2 separate regions of the Homo sapiens genome follow, and region 2 is linked to region 1. Evidence: read pairs that join two places in POLR2A ChIA-PET (ENCODE). Cell type or tissue: A673. All regions are shown on one strand. Links, peaks and the distances in the headings refer to the core of each region. The heading gives the core; the rest is flanking DNA.

What was found. ChIA-PET counts read pairs that join two places held together with the same protein. Peaks named below come from ENCODE experiments on the same cell type or tissue, not always from the same donor. Only the 100,000 strongest peaks of a DNase experiment are listed, where the experiment ranks them.
Region 2: POLR2A ChIA-PET joins it to region 1 with 6 read pairs; 3 of 35 experiments call an interaction of 5 or more read pairs at or near these places.

What each region holds. Positions count from the first base shown.
Region 1 is chr5:167,825,454-167,828,370 of GRCh38, forward strand. All of the region lies in intron 4 of TENM2 (teneurin transmembrane protein 2), which reads left to right. Among named protein-coding and RNA genes, the nearest start is that of TENM2-AS3, 130 kb to the right of the region's middle. In A673, for the core only: no CTCF peak of the experiment used is centred there; no DNase peak of the experiment used is centred there.
Region 2 is chr5:167,898,372-167,901,288 of GRCh38, forward strand. The region is part of intron 5 of TENM2 (teneurin transmembrane protein 2); the gene reads left to right. Among named protein-coding and RNA genes, the nearest start is that of TENM2-AS3, 54 kb to the right of the region's middle. In A673, for the core only: no CTCF peak of the experiment used is centred there; a DNase peak (open chromatin) is centred at 1,360; H3K27ac peaks cover 2,500 bases.

The DNA of each region.
Region 1 (2,917 bases), core at 269-2,768:
GCTTAGAAGAGCAGAAGGGAGGCTGGGGAGGATGCAGTAGCCATCTCCTTTTCATCTTCATCTCCTAGACCTTAACTCATCTGCTACCATTTGACTGGCATTGTCATCTAGCTCCTCTGGCGTGCACACACACATGCATAGGCAGTGTCAGTCTGTTGGCAGCACCTCCCAGGACAGACTTGCGATCCCACGGGCTCTGCAGTCCCAAATTGCTAGGGCTCTCTTTTGAGTTAAGTGTCAGGCTGGCCATGGAAACCTGGGATTGGGCCCTGGCTGCCTTAGTGGCTTTGAGTAAGAGGGCCGGGCATTTAATATTTGTTGAAGTGACTGAGCTCTCAGTGCGCTCATTTATCTGTCTGAATAGTGGATAGTAATACTTCTCAGCTCCATGGAGATAATGGTAATGATAATTAAAAAAAAAAAAAAACAACTGTGACCCAGGTATCAGCTCAAACCCATCTCCACAGACCATTCCCACATTCTGGGTGTTCCCTGAGCTCCTGTGCTCAAGCTCATGTTTGTTCATTTTTCAGCACTTACTCCTTCCCGCAGCCCAACACGTCGTGTACCTGTACCTTTCTCTCCACCCCAAGCTGCTCCAGTTGTAGAATTTGGCCTCTTACCCCTAGCATGTGCAAAAAAACAAACAAACTAGCAAACAAAATCTCAGGCAGACAAAATCATCCACCCAAAACCTTGTGTGGAACAGACTTTACTGAAAGTTTGGAGAAAATGAAGAATTGAGAGTTTCATATGCCAGCAATAAAAAGAAGTTTAAATAGAATATTCAACACCTCTCTTCTTCAAGAGTGCTTGGGTCAGTTCTGACTAACTGGGGCTCCAGCTCCCTGCCAGGTTCCCTGCTGCATTTCTATTTCTTCCGATTGGCCAGAAATTCAAATGGATTTCACTATATTTTTGCAGAGCAGCTCAGCACTCTCCACCTGCACCCAAAAAGCCAGCACTTTCTTCCTTCTTCATAGACCCCTTGATAGACTCTGCAAAAGGAAAACTATAGCATAGAGATTTATTTCCCCAAAGATGTTAATAGCACCATTTCCTGTCACTAACCTTCAAGCCAAGAAAGGAAAAGTTGTTACATTTTTGTTTTCAAAAACACTTTTTCTGACACATAATACTTTACTATGTATTTCCTTACATTTTTAATATCCTTCCCACCTGATTGATTAATTAATTGATTGATTAAGGGATCAATTAAAAAGGCAGTGTGGCCAAAGGTTAAGAGCACAGACTCAGGAGCTCTGCTGCTTACTAGTGACTCTGAGCAAGTTACTTAAGTTCTCTGAGCTTTGGTAAAGGCGGATAGTCAAGGTACCTCCCTGATATCCCAGCCATGTGGTTAAATGAGATCATGCACATTGAGGTGCTGATTTCAGAACCTGGCACGTGCAATGGTTATTTCCTTTGTCTACAGTCAATGGCAGCATTTCATTTTCATCCAAATTTTATAATAGAATGTTTTCTCTATTTCCAAAATGATTTCAGGTTAAATGGGTAGTGTGCTGGGATTCTGGCACAAGCCAGATTGCACCTTGCCCCACCAAGTAGAAACTGACTGTATCCATCCTCCATCCTCAAGACAGAAGCCAGATGGCCTCCTGTCCTCCCCTAAGTAGTCTTCAGTTTCATGTATGTTTCTCTGTAGTGGCCTTCCCACTGCTGCTGTTTTAACCAGATAACGAAAAAATCCAAGGTGGTTCGGAATAACCGGCATTGGCTGAACTTTTTTCCAACCAATGTTACTAGAAACATAATTGCTCAGAATTAACACTCTCATCTTCAGTGGAACAGAATGCAATTGTTTGCTCTTGGTTTGAGTCCTCAGAGTGGGGCTGGTAGGGGGCAAGGAACAATTATTGCAACTAAATTTTAATCAACAGTTTCAGTAACAATATTGAATTAAAAAGGTACTAGCTACTAGTTAGAGCATGGCTTAACTTGTACACAGGCAAATCAGTCATTCTGTGGTGATTAACATCTATTCAGAACAGAGAATGTATTCTGGGTACTAAATTACCATAGGAATTAATGCAGTATTTTTAAAGGGCTTAAAATATGTTAATAAATACAGTATTGTAGCACCTGCAGCTGAAGGAACCAAAGTCATTAAAGATGGATATAATTATATTTATTATGGCAAGGAGCTAGGTGGGCGGGGGGGGGGGAACAGTTTAATGAGCGTGAATGAAATAGAGGTTCTTTATTTAAAACTTCTTACCTGAGGAAACTGTTCCCTTTGAGGAGTTGAGTTATTGCCTGAAATCACTGAATGAAAGAACTATACAAAAAGTTAATCAGGGATAATTTTCCAACCTCTGGACAATGAACTTCAGAGGTCTACTGGGGTCATAGCAAAACTCTCCACCTTTTTCCCTTTGAACTTACCATGGAATCCCTCTTCCCCTGCTGTGCCCTGTAGGATCCCTGTGATGTCTGCCACTTTACCAACTTCAGTTTCCACTGCCTTCCCACACCTGCCCCACCCAAATGCCACACCCACCTTGCAGTTGCTCAAACAATCCCTTATCCAACCTCAGGGCCTCAGCACATACTTTTGCCTCTACATGACATTTATTTTGCAACCACTTCAATAGCACTTGGCCAGGCTTTGTCCTAGACAAATGTTAAATACTATCTAATTTAATCCTCAGGAAAGCCTTACAGATTAGATCCCATTATCATCACCGTTTTACAGATGAGGAAAAGAAGTCAGTGAAGGGCTAAGGGGCTTGCCATAGGTCCTGCTGACTTGAAGTTCTCTTCACCACCAAAGTTCTGCTGCATCTTTGTAGGACCGGCTACTCTCATCCCTCAGATCTCAGCTCCGATGCTGTCCCTGACCCCTTTATCTAAACTCTCCTTTCCCCCAACCCCATCCCCAGTTGCTCTGTTTCAG
Region 2 (2,917 bases), core at 217-2,716, 73 kb after region 1:
GAGAAGCACTGATCTAGTAGCTTGGACTTGCTTAGCTATCCCTTTAAGCTTAAATTGGCAGCCTAGGCCAGTCACTGGAATCACCTCAGGAGTTTGAAACAATGTAAATGCCGGGATGCCAACCCAGAAACTCTGATGTAATAGGGCCAGGCAGCAGCCTGGACACCACAGTGTTTAAAAGCTGCCCAGATGCTCTTGAGAAAGAGTTCATATGGAAGCAAGTGTAAGAGGAGCTGGGGGAGAGAGACTGGAGATGTACAGATATTTAGTTGATTACTGCAAGACCTAAACCAGGCTCTCAGCATTAAGGAGAACCTTGCCTAAGGCTAAGTCACTGGGTATAGGAGTTGCCAGGGACTTCATCAGGAAAGAAGGTAGAGAGCCATAGGCTGGATGAATGTGGAGGGAAATGAGAAGGAGGAGTCAAAGATAGCTTTGAGTTCTTGAGCATGGCTAGTGTGATGAGCCCTTCTTAGGAAAAGCAAGAATGGGGATTGGGAGGGAAGGAGATCTTCGTTTGAGCGGGGGATGGGAAATAAATTTGAATCTGAAAAGGCGTGGATTGGCTCGATGGTCATATCCAACAGACAGCTGAAACTTTGGGTCTGGATTTCAGGGAAGAGAGGCAAGAGGGAAGAAAAGAATGGAAGGGAAGAGAAGATAGAGAGGAATGAAGGGAGGGGGAAGAAGAGACAATGAGAAACACTGAGAGAGATTTTGCATTTTTAAAGCCTGTGACAAGAATTCCATTACTGAAAGAAGAGCATTTGCTGAAAAGAGAAAAGAGGAGAAAGAGGACCGAACCTCCAATAATGCCTGCATGTGCAGGGGAAAAAATAGAAAGAGAAGAAGAAAGCAAAAGGGGCAAGAGTTAGGAGAAGAGTCACGTTAATGTCGCATTATCAAAGCTAAAGAAAGAGTAGGTTGGGGGATGGGTGCAGGAAAGGTCAATTGCCAGCAATACCAAACGCCAAAGACAGGCAAGGAGGGTGAGATATTTCAGGCAAGAAGAAAGCTTGCAAAGTCATCATGATAGCATAGTAATAATAACAATAATAATAATAATTGGTGTTCACAATGGATTTATCGTGTGCCACGCTCCTGGCCAAGTGCCTTGCGTTAATTCAACAACAACTCTCCAAGTATTAGGTATCCCCATTTTGCAGATGAGGTAACAGAGATTTTAGGTACCCTGCACAAGGTTACACAGATAAAACGTGGTGGAGTGAATTCAGGAAGTCCAGCTCCCGAGAGACACCTGACCTCTCTGTGGAAACCAGAGTGACTCATTTAGAGGGCAACACTCAGTGTGGGTGGGAAAACCAGTAGGTGCCGGAAATCTCTGTCCATGTGGATGAAAACATCTCCCTGGTTGTTCCAGACAGAGTTCTATTGCACAGGAAGCAGATTCCCTTTCTGGAGTGAATGTTGCTGGGCACATGACCAAGTGCCCATTAGGATGGAGCGAAAGAACGGCATCCGACTCTTACAAAAAGTTGACATCTGAACAAAGAGAAATAAAAGCAAGTATGTTAAATTAATTTGAAAGGTCTTGTTTAAATCCACTCACGCAAAGACGTTCTCAATTTAAGGCTTTTATTCTACCCTAACCTCAGTTAGTTAGTGTGGCAGCTCAGAGCACATTCTGGATGATGCCAGGAAAAATTCATTTCACACCTGAAATGCTTAGATCTCATGCCGTTTCTTACAGTATCTTTCTGTCTGTGCCCTCAACCCACTAAAAAAAAAAAAAAAAAAAAAAGGGGGGGGGGGTTTTGGAAAGGAAAGGAATGATATCTTTCTCCGGAAACATTGCACTGAGGCAAACGTTTTCCCTTTGGTGCATTAGGAAGCCCTTAGATGAGAGAAGCTGGTGAGCTATGAAACAGCATTGGGACTTCTCTTGCAATTAAAAAAAAAATTATCAAAGCACTTTCCATACATGAAACCACCGTCAGTTATGTGGGGGAGGAATTATTATCTGTGTATCATGAAGGTGGAAATTACGGTACTGAGAGGTTAAATGATATTCCCAGCAGGCAAGAGAAGAAACTTTTCCAGGCTTGGCATGAGGACCTCTCTGTTTGTATATGTGTTCCCATTAGGGCTGCTCTGATGATCCAAATAAAAGTTGGGAGTGGGGGTAATGATTTATAAGCCCAAGGTTTTTAAAACATCATTTCTCATGTTTGGAAGTGAAAGTTGGCTGTGAGAATTCATCGAAAATGAGCCTGGATAGATGAGGCTGATGCAGATTAGTTTTTGAAGTGGAAGGACTGGAGGATTGGCCTTGTTTTCAAACGGCTAATTTTCTTGTTAATCACTGCGTTGGTTAATAACCACCTAGTTATGACCGTGGCAGAGAAAGACTGTCTGAAATAGGTCAAGCCTTCAGTCAGCCTGGCGTGTCCTGTCTTGATTGAAGGCTCAGGAAGCAGGAAGACTGGAGTGATTGGGGTGGGGGGGTGAGGTGGGATTGAGGCCTTGAGAGGAGACAGCAGTGACCACCTGGGGGACTTTTCTGTGGGAGATTGACAGGACTGGATGTACTCCTGAGGAGTCCTGCGGGGTGGGGGACAGGAATGTAAAAAAGGCCTGAGATGTCTTTTTTGGAATATGTGTGCCTTTTAATTCCTTGAATTTTTTTTCATTAATAACATGAATTAGATATGTTTTTTCCTACATTCTAAGAACACGACAGAATAATTGGAATATGCATGTGCAATTTAAGAAGACAATGAAAACCACCCAAAATTGAACACCCAGAGATGATCACTGTTACCCTTTTGATATATAACTTCCTTTTCTCTTTCTCTTTCTTTCTCTTTCTCACACGCTTTTTCAGTTTATCTTAATAGGTCCTGACTGAATTGTTAGCACCTACCACGGTTCCTAGCACATGGTAGATACTCAATAA